Regions from separate parts of the Homo sapiens genome. Here region 2 is linked to region 1. A link is a loop called in an ENCODE intact Hi-C map of the cell type or tissue named here. Cell type or tissue: PC-3. All regions are shown on one strand.

Region 1 (5,000 bases):
TTAACCCTGAAAATTCCTGGATCAAAAAGGGATAAATGACGTCATACCTATGATAAATAATGAAAACTGAAATAATATCAAATACCAAAATCTCAAATATCCATTTGCATCTCGTTAAAATGCTTTGAATTTCTCCCTGTTCCTTTCCCATACCACCATCCAAGTGTGCATGTGTGTGCTGATGTCTTTTGAAGGTGGAACATGAATTCTGTCTTCAGGGTGTAATATCTTATGTAAATTTAGAATTTTTAGTTACCTTTTTCAACAAACAGAAAAGAAATGCTTAGAGTTAAGCACATTCACATGCCTACACATTAGATTGAGATTGTTCATTCATATATATATATATATATATGCCTCAAAAGCTGAAAATATTCAAAATATAAAGTCCAAAGTGCTGTGAACTACACTACAGATGTACTGGAGAGATCTGAAGCCAAATTCAAGGTCAAGGATGTCAGCAGCAGCCATGTGATTGATATAGGGTTAGAATGTAAGTCAGCAACAGCTACGCTCTTGGTTATGTACCATCTAGAAGGCAGCTGAGACTACTTTGAAGCAGGGCAAAAAACCAGAGTTGCTATAGAACCCTAAGTATTCTGCAAAGTCCCAGAGCCTTCAATTTCACCTTGTGGATTAAGCAGAGAAATGACACAATAAAATAAATTTTACTCATTCTCTCCTGGGCACTCTGAGACGCAGAAAGAGTCTACCTTAACCCTTAGGGAAAAATCTGTTTCTCTTTTTATGTGTATAACAGACACTTTCTCTTGGAACTGTTCTGGATGCCAGTGTCTCTATTGATTTCATCAACAGCCATAGCACTAATCATGCATGCCAAAGGAGGGTCATGATGACCTATGAAGAGATCTTAGGAGTAAATATTCCCTATAGAAGGCTCCTGGTTTCCAAACTGTTTACTTTCCTAGCTAGAACAGCCAGAATGACCAGTCCCCACAAAGTAACTGTTATTTGCTCAAGCTTAAGTAACTCTGCAGGCTTCATGGTGCTTGCTGCCTTATGATTCTATCTCCTTAGTCTTTTTTTTTTTTTTTTTAATAAGACTTCTCACATCGATACAAGTGCTAGCTCTTAAGGCTATTTTTCTCCAACAAACATTGCAGGCCATAAAGACGTTCAATAGCAATTAGCTTTTATTGTTCTCATCTCACTTATGTGTATAGGAGCCATCAAAATGTAAAATGCACACATCCTCTGACTTAGCAACTCCCCTTCTAGGAATCTATCCCTGCAGATGTGTTCGCGCGTGGGTGCAAGGATATATGTACATGGATACTAATTTGCAGCATAAATTAAAGCAGCAAAATAATGGACACAAACTAAATATGAGACTGGTTAAATAAATAAGGATGCAGCCATATAGCATACAGCAGAGCAAGCACACCGAAGACATCCCTGCACATTGATGTGGAATGATCAGTATATAAAGCAAGGTGGGAACAGTGTCTGGAGCATGCTACAAAGTTGTTTTGTTTGGTTTTGTTTTGAGACAGGGTCTCGCTCTGTCACCCAGGCTGGAATGCAGCGGCGTGATCACAGCTCACTGCAGCTCAACCCCTGGGGCTCAAGTGATCCTCCCCCTCAGCCTCCCGAGTAGCTAGGACTATAGGTGCATGCCACCATGCCCAGGTAATTTTATTTATTTATTGTAGAGGCAAGGTGTAACTATGTTGCCCAGGCTGCTCTCAAACTCCAAGACTCAAGCAGTCCTCCCGCCTCAGCCTCCAAAAGTGCAGGGATTACAGGCATGAGACACTGCACCTAGCCAAGATCTTTTTTTTAAACGCAATACATATTCATATGTGTGTGGCTAAGTGGGTATACACACACAAAAACACACACACAAATCTCTGAAATAACTAAAGAAATGCATCAGCTGAGCTCCTGTAGTTTCAGCTACTTGGGAAGTTGAGGTGGGAAAATCACTTGAGCTCAGGAGTTCGAGGCTGTAGTGCGCTATGATCACACCTGTGAATATCCAGCCTGGGCAACATAGTGAGACAGCCCATCTCTTTAAAAAGGAAAAAAAGAAAGAAAGAAATGGATCAAAGTAGTTGCCACTGGGGAAGGGAACCGAAGTGAGGTGGGGGCAAAGGAGAGACAGTTCTGTACCTTTTTCTGCAGGGCTTAACTTTTTTACTCTGTGTAAAAAAAAATTTTTTTTCATTTTTTTTGAGGCAGAGTCTTGCTTTGTCACCCAGGCTGGAGTACAGTGGTGCAATCTCGGCTCACTGGAAGCTCTGCCTCCTGGGTTCACGCCATTCTCCTGCCTCAGCCTCCCGAGTAGCTGGGACTACAGGCGCGTGCCACCACGCCCAGCTAATTTCTTTATGTTTTTAGTAGAGACAAAGTTTCACCATGTTAGCCAGGATGGTCTTGATCTCCTGACCTTGTGATCTGCCCGCCTTGGCCTCCCAAAGTGCTGGGATTATAGGCATGAGCCACTGCGCCCGGCCATGTGTAAAAATTTTTTAACGCACGTACACACACCCCCAGTAAAGAATAATCATCAAAGAATTAACCTTGCCAACACTATCTAACAGTGGCACCTACTGGTAAAATCACTTCCTATCCCAAAGTATATCTTAGAAAAGAAAACCCATAGTTTTCCTGGCACAGCCATTTCAGCTATTAGTCAGGAAATATGTTTATATTAAAGGCTCATAAGGAACCCTTCATTGGTATTAGGCCTTCTGAGCATAAGACTTAAAAGTACCATCTGGCTGGTAAGTTATGGTTCATTATGGTTTGAGTTACAAGCTATAAAAAAAAAGAGTGAAGAATGCTTCTATGTGCTTCCGTGGGGTGATCTCCAGCATACAGTGTTAAGCGAAAAATGCAAGGCAGGAAAAAACTGTGTAGAGTATGCTACCATTTCCCTAAGAAGGGAAGTGGATGACAAAGACATACAGCTTTACTTATATGTAAAAAATGGGAAGATGAACCAAGAAAAAAAAGAATGAATGCTTGCCATAAGGGAAGGGATTAAACAGGCTACAGGGGACAGAAATAGAACTAGATTTCTCTAAATCAGTGGTTCTCAACCAGGGCGATTCTGCCCCTGCCCCCAAGAGATATTTGACAATATCTGGAGGTACTTTTAGTGTCACAGTTGGGCAGGGGTTAGGGAGTGATACTGGCACCTAGTGGGCAGGAGCTCCCACATACAACAAAGAATGATGTGTTCCCAAATGCCGATAGCACAGATTATATATAAGGAACTTATATCTAGAATATATAAAGAACTGTTACAACTCAATAATAAAAATACAAATACCCTAATTTTAAAATAGACAAAGGATGTGAATGGACCTTTCTCCAGAGAAGACATACAAGTGGCCAATAAACACATGAAAAGATGCTCAACATCCTTAGCCATCAGGCAACTGCAAATCAAAGCCACGATGAGACACCACTTCACATCCACTAGGATGGCTATCATCAAAAAGACAGAAATAACAAATGTTCACAAGGATATGGACAAATTAGGACCCTCATACATTGCTGGCAGGAAATTAAAATGTTGCAGCCACTTTGGAAAACAGTCCTACAGCTCCTCAAAGGGTTAAACACAGAATTACCATATGACTCAGAAATTCCACTCCTGGTGAAATGAAAACATATGTCCACACAAAAACTTGCACATGAATGTTCACAGCAGCGTTAGTCACAATGCCAAAAAGTAGAAACAATGCAGATGTTCATCAATGGATAAATAAAATGTTTCATGTCCATATAATGAAATATTAATCAGCAATAAAAAGAAACAAAGTACTGATACGTGTTACAACATAGACAGACTTTGAAAACATTATCCTAAGTAAAAGCAACCAGTCACAAAAGGCTACATATTGGATGATTCCATTTATATTAAATGATTCAAACAGGCAAATCTATGAAGACAGAAGGTAGACTAATGGTTGCCTGGGGCTGGTGGAGATAGGAGGCTTGGGGGTGTCAGCTAAGGCGTGTGGGGTTTCTTTTTGGAGTAATGAAAATGGCCCAAAATTGCTTGTAATGAGAGTGGCACAGATCCGTGAATATGCTAAAAACCATTGGATTATACAGTTTTTTGTTTGTTTGTTTTTTGAGACAAAGTCTCACTCTGTTGCCCAGGCTGGAGTGCAATGGCACGATCTCAGCTCACTGCAACCAACGCCTCCTGGGTTCAAGCAATTTTCCTGTGTCAGCCTCCCTAGCAGCTGGGATTACAAGCATGCACCAGCACGCCCAGCTAATTTTTTGTATTTTTAGTAGAGATGGGGTTTCAACTTGTTGGCCAGTCTAGTCTCGAACTCCTGACCTCAAGTGATTGACCTGCCTAGGCCTCCCAAAGTGTTGGGATTACAGGCGTGAGCCACCGCATCTGGCCGGATTATACAGTTTAAATGGCTAAATTTTGTGGTATATGAATTGTATCTCAATAAAGCTGTTTAAAAAACCAATCGCGATTGTGAGGCGCGAGCTCCATTAGAAGTAGGTGCCCAGCAGCAGGGACACGACTGGGTGTGCATGGGTGGCTGGCAAACAGGCTGACTGAAGGCCAACCATCATCTTGCAGAACTCGCTCTGTTAGTGGTGAGCACAGTAGCATGAGGCAGAAGGCAGAGGCAGGTAAAGAAAAGAGGTCAGGAAAGGTTTCCTCAGATGAATAGGAAGTTGTTGGTAACTGAGTTGTTGTTAATTAAATTTTTCAATGCTTTTATTGAGATTCCAGGGGGAGAGGGATTTTAGGCAGGTGGACATCTCAGGTATAGGGAACCTCAGGCTGTATCTGAAAAACTAGTTTAGATTGTCCAAACGTAAAACTCAAAGCATGTAGCCTGGGCAACATAGTGAGACCTTGTCTCTACAAAAAAAATCAAAAAATGAGGTGGGAAGATTGTTTGACCCCGGGAGGTCTAGGCTTCCGTGAGCCGTGATCATGCCACTGCATTCCAGCCTGTGTGACAGAGTGAGAACTTGCCTCAAAAAAACAC
Region 2 (5,000 bases), 810 kb before region 1:
TTTTGACCTTAACTCCAGGCCTTTTTCCACTGTATCATACAAACTCACTTGGCATATATATCATGAGTTTGTGCATGTCTACTCTACCTGACTTCCACACTCAGTAAGTTATTTAAAATGGTGGAGCTACTGCAGTCTTATTGAGAGGAGGTATTCACATGTGTTCATTTATCATCATTGTGAAGGGAATAAGTCATGGAAGACAAAACAGGGCATCAATGCCAACTTTAACAAAGTGCTCCCTCTCTTTCCCATCGTTACTGTTTTTGTTTGTCTATTTAAAAGAGAATAGAGTATTCCAACTCTCCATCCTCCCTAACCCATGCTCATTAAATAGAACTTTGAATTTGAGGAAACTGATAAATGACACATAAGATTCCCTGATTTAAGAAAACTAAACATTAAAGGGACTGACATAAAAATGGTAGATTAAAAACCAGATATGACTAGCTGATAGGAACAGAATGCTAAATAATTTATTATACAAAGTTTACTAACAGTTTCAAGTAAAATTCCTTTTATTTAAGATTTCCTCATGCTACTATTAAACAAGCTAATGCTCGTACCATCCTCGCTCCTTATCCACAGTACTGCCTCTTTACTTACAAATAAAAAGCACTTAAACACTAGTCAAAGGTCCTAAACTGCATGAATCACTTGGAAGCATTAATTTAAAAATCATCAGAAACAATGTGTCTAAGCCCCAGCCAGTAATGTTTACTTTCACTCGGAATGGAAAAAGAATAATCAAATTAATGAATTCTTTGGTGTAGGTGAACAGATAGCTATCAGGATAATAATGTACCTCTTTCCAGAAAGCTTAGGGCAGGAAAAAAACAGAAACATAATAATTAAGTACCATTCACTGAATCCTCGCCCTACATGAGACATTAAATGTTAGCTAAGGCTTTTGCATATTTTACCACTCTAATCCTCACAACAACCGTATCCATGAGATACCATTATTATTTGCATTGATAAGAGACCCAGGTTTGAGTAACCTGCCTAGGAACAGCAATTTGACTCTAGAGCCCAAGTTTTACATTAAAAACTATAGCCAGCAATTGCATTAACGTAATCCCATACCTGGCAAAAATTAAAATGTGCTCGAAACAATATTTTAAGAGCTTTGAAGAGAAGTAAAATATGCCATACTGATTTAGTAAAAGATTACCAAGAGAACCTGAAGTGTACTTCCTATATTTAGGACCAAATGGTTTTAAAAAAATCAATAATGAGCTCATTTTGTTCTCTTAGTGCCTATTTGTAAGTCTAAATCTGAAGTAAAATTAATAATAGACTAGTAAGAAGAAAGGTATGTTTGGTTATTTTTAGCACAGTGGATTAAGGCTTACTCTAATTACTGGCACTCAGAGAACATCTGAAAGTGCCTATTCTTATATTCAAAACACATGACTTCTCCGCAGTCAGCTAAATATCAGCTAAATATCAGCTGACTGTGGGTGAATGTAGCTGAAGTGTTCTCAATACCCACTGGTATGTCATTAAAAATTCTTTTGTTAGTAAAGAAAATCAGTAAGTATTCTTTAACAAATTATCAAGCTAGTAATTTGGAGATATATATGTTTTTAAATTAATTTTAAAAGACCTTAATCCAGTGACTCTTCCACAAAATGCTACACAAAACAGGAATCAAAAAAGCACAGTATTCTGTCTTGAAGGGATCTTCAAGAGCATTTAGAGATAAGGAAACAAAGTGACTTGTTTAAAGTCATAAAACTAGCTAACGTTACAAAGGGAACAGAACTTAAGTCCCCAGATTTTCAGTCTGTCTTTTCAGCTAATATTATTCTTATCCATCATTCCCCTCTCAAAAGGGGGAATTTGTATGCCAAATACTCAGGATGAAGAATGTAGATGAGATAATTTAACAAAAACAACAAAAATCACTTGCTGATATGAACAGCAGAAGTCCCAGTCCAGAATTTCTCAGGCGCTAAGCAGTAATTCTCCTGCTTAAAAAGCTCTTCGCTTCCAGCAGTAGGGAAAACAAACCACCTGTTTATACCAACAAAAAATATGTCCGTAAGTGGTAGAGTAGATGAGGTTTTCAGTATGAAATGGAAGGGGGAACGTATAGAGAAAGAACTGATAAATTCCACCTTTTGTATATGACTGATATCTCAATAAAGCTGTTTTTTTTAAAGTCCACCTTTTATTTAAAGGTGCTTGATATAAGTATCAGAGTTGGATTAGATACCCTTTGTAGCTTTCAAAAGAAAAAGTAGTGGCTCAACACGGACAGACTGAGTGACATGTGCATGAACACCAAGCAGTGCTTTCCTTTCTTCCCATAACAGCCCATTCCTGGGATTGAATCCCTTGCTGGTATTTTCCTCCTCCACACGGGGGACTCCTTCCCCTATCTAGAAATAAGCTTAAGCCTCTCACACCTTCTTTTTTAAAAACCTTGTCCCCCACTCCTATGTCTATGAGTGGTTACCACCTCGTCTCCTGTCCTTCACAGCAAAGTTCCCCAAAATAGTCTACACATGCTATTTAAATTTCTCCACCTCTTCACACTTCGCCCCATTACATCGAGAGTTCTATCTCCACTATTCCACTGAAAATGTTCTGGCAAAGGGCATTATATGAAATGCTCACTGTAAAATCTACCAGATTCCTTCCTCACTTTCATTGAACTTTATGCAACATCTGGCATTGGTGAAATTTCTCATTCCACTCTGAAGGTCCCTTCTTCATCTCCTTTGCCTGCCACTTGAATGCTGGTGATCTAATACTTTGTCTTATTTTCCCCAGACTTCCATACTTACACCAACCACATCCCACCAGAAAATCAGGCTTCTCTTAATGAAAGTCACATAGACATCCCCAAATCAACTCACCCCAAAATAAGCCGAGTTATCTAGCTCACCTTGTACCCCATCAGCAAACCAGAAATGTGGAGATCACCCCACTCCTCCCTTTCCTTCGCTGCTCTCTCCGCTTTGTTGTTGTCGTTGAGGGTCTCACTCTGTCACCTAGGCTGGAGTGCAGTGGCCCAATCAGGGCTCAGTGCAGGCTTGAACTCCCAGGCACAATCAATCCTCCCACCTCAGCCTCCAGAGCAGCTAGGAATACAGGTGCATGCCACCACGCCCAGCTAATTTTTTTTTTTTTTTTTAATTGTAGAGACGGCGGGGTCTCACTAAGTTGCCAGGGCTGGACTTGAACTCCTGGGCTCAAGCGATTCTCCTGCCTCGACCTCCCATATTCTTCCCACTTCTAGAGGTGACCAAGTCTTATCAAACCTACCTATTTGATAATGGCTATTTAGTGACAGCCCTCCTTTCTAGCGCCTGGGTTCAGGATCTCACATAGTCTCCTACTGATCCTGCAGGTGCCAGTCTCAGCCCCTCCTGCCCTCATCCATTGTCTCAGTTCAATCTTTTAAGATATGTAAACCTGATCTTTTTCCAGCCCTGTTTAAAATCTTTGCCTCTAAGCTTAAGATCTGAGTTGCAGCCCCATGTCAATCACTAACTGGCATATGGCCCTAGACAAGTCACTTCTCCCAAATTTGCATTCTTTATAAAATTGAAGTTTGATCAACAACGGCAGTTTTCAAACTCAAGAACTGTCTCCTGTGCAGAGGGGTAAAGGCCAAGTGAGCCAGGATACAGGATCCTCATTCCTGATTTCACAAGGAGCAGCCTCACTTCCACTCATTTTATTTAAGGTTCTACCCATGGGGCAAAAAGCTTAAAACAAAACAAAACAAAACAAAATCACCTGACTAGATCACTGTAAAACATCTCTCACCTCTCAAATGATATGACTTTTCTATAATCTTTAATAAGACCAAACGAAACACTGGATACAAAATCACCCAAAGATACAAAATCACCAAAGATCATTCAATAATAAAGAGGAGTCCTCAGTATTTAAGAAACTTATGTCTTGTAATCTCCATTTCTTCCCAGCCATCTCCCTGACAAAATATCCAACCCATATTTGGAGTGCAATAAAGGGAAGCTGAGAAGAAAACCAGACTTCTCTCCCACCCTCATTGTATCCCATACTGTTACTTCCATGTATACTCCCCACACAAGAGAACTTTTTATATGCAGAAATGCTCTTATCTTAAATTCAGCAAATTATTCAAAAAGAAACAAATGGGGAATGAAGTAAATGTCCCCTCAAAAAATGTTCTGTAAAAGAAGAAAGTTTATTTCTTTTAACCTACTTAGAACAATCTTGAGAAATTTATTTTAGGGTATTCAGGGTTTCAGATATTTATAAAATAAAGACGTATAGCATTAAAAAAATTTTAGTGTTAAAAGCCAATCTATGAGTCATTTTGTAACATCAAATTTTTAAAAAATCTGTCCTTGGAAAAATTATCTGTCATATTTAATTGCACCCCCACCATAGCAACAAGGGTACTTAAAAGTTAATAAACACTACTTACAAACACATCTCATGTATACACAAAGTTTTTAAAACATCTATGTGATTGAAATAGTCTACATAGTCAAGGTATTTACACGTGAGTAAGATTCTAAAAATCAGATAAAAGGCATGTCAAATATTAGTCATTACTTTATAGATTTTCGGGGAAAAAGAATTAGACTCTATCTGTACTTGTCTCAATTCAGAGAATTACTCACACAATTTAAAATACTGACCCTACTTTCCCCTGCAATGAAATGAATTCATTAAACTCTTCTATAAAGATGATTAAGCATGAATAATCATTTATGCCTTTAATTATATAACTAGTTTTCAAAGGATTTCCCTGCCTTTATCATTTCAGCCTCAGTAATTATCAATCAAAACACTAGTTATTTTAAAAACACAAAGCTTTACCTTAAACCTATTTCATCTAAATCTTTATTAATCGTTATTTATAAATGTCATCACTGAAGTCTGCAATTTCCTAAATGACCTAACATTTGATTCTATTTCACCTTTCTGACAAACAAAAATTATACCTTTTGTAAACAATCTTCAGATCTCGCCACTCAAGGAAGCTGCAC

Evidence for each region. A loop is a pair of places that touch in the nucleus more often than their neighbours do. Peaks named below come from ENCODE experiments on the same cell type or tissue, not always from the same donor. Only the 100,000 strongest peaks of a DNase experiment are listed, where the experiment ranks them.
Region 2: a loop joins it to region 1, with 2.3 times the contacts of the local background. A loop is called at or near these places in 5 of 110 quality-filtered maps.

Annotation. Positions count from the first base shown.
Region 1 is chrX:16,661,659-16,666,658 of GRCh38, forward strand. The region is part of intron 13 of CTPS2 (CTP synthase 2); the gene reads right to left. Among named protein-coding and RNA genes, the nearest start is that of S100G, 14 kb to the left of the region's middle. In PC-3, CTCF peaks have their summits at 2,563 (motif pointing left) and 3,168 (motif pointing left); no DNase peak of the experiment used is centred here; H3K27ac peaks cover 3,669 bases.
Region 2 is chrX:15,847,391-15,852,390 of GRCh38, forward strand. AP1S2 (adaptor related protein complex 1 subunit sigma 2) reads right to left here. Exons shown (of 6, transcript NM_001272071.2): 2 at 4,956-5,000. Among named protein-coding and RNA genes, the nearest start is that of AP1S2, 4.9 kb to the right of the region's middle. In PC-3, a CTCF peak has its summit at 2,372; no DNase peak of the experiment used is centred here; H3K27ac peaks cover 301 bases.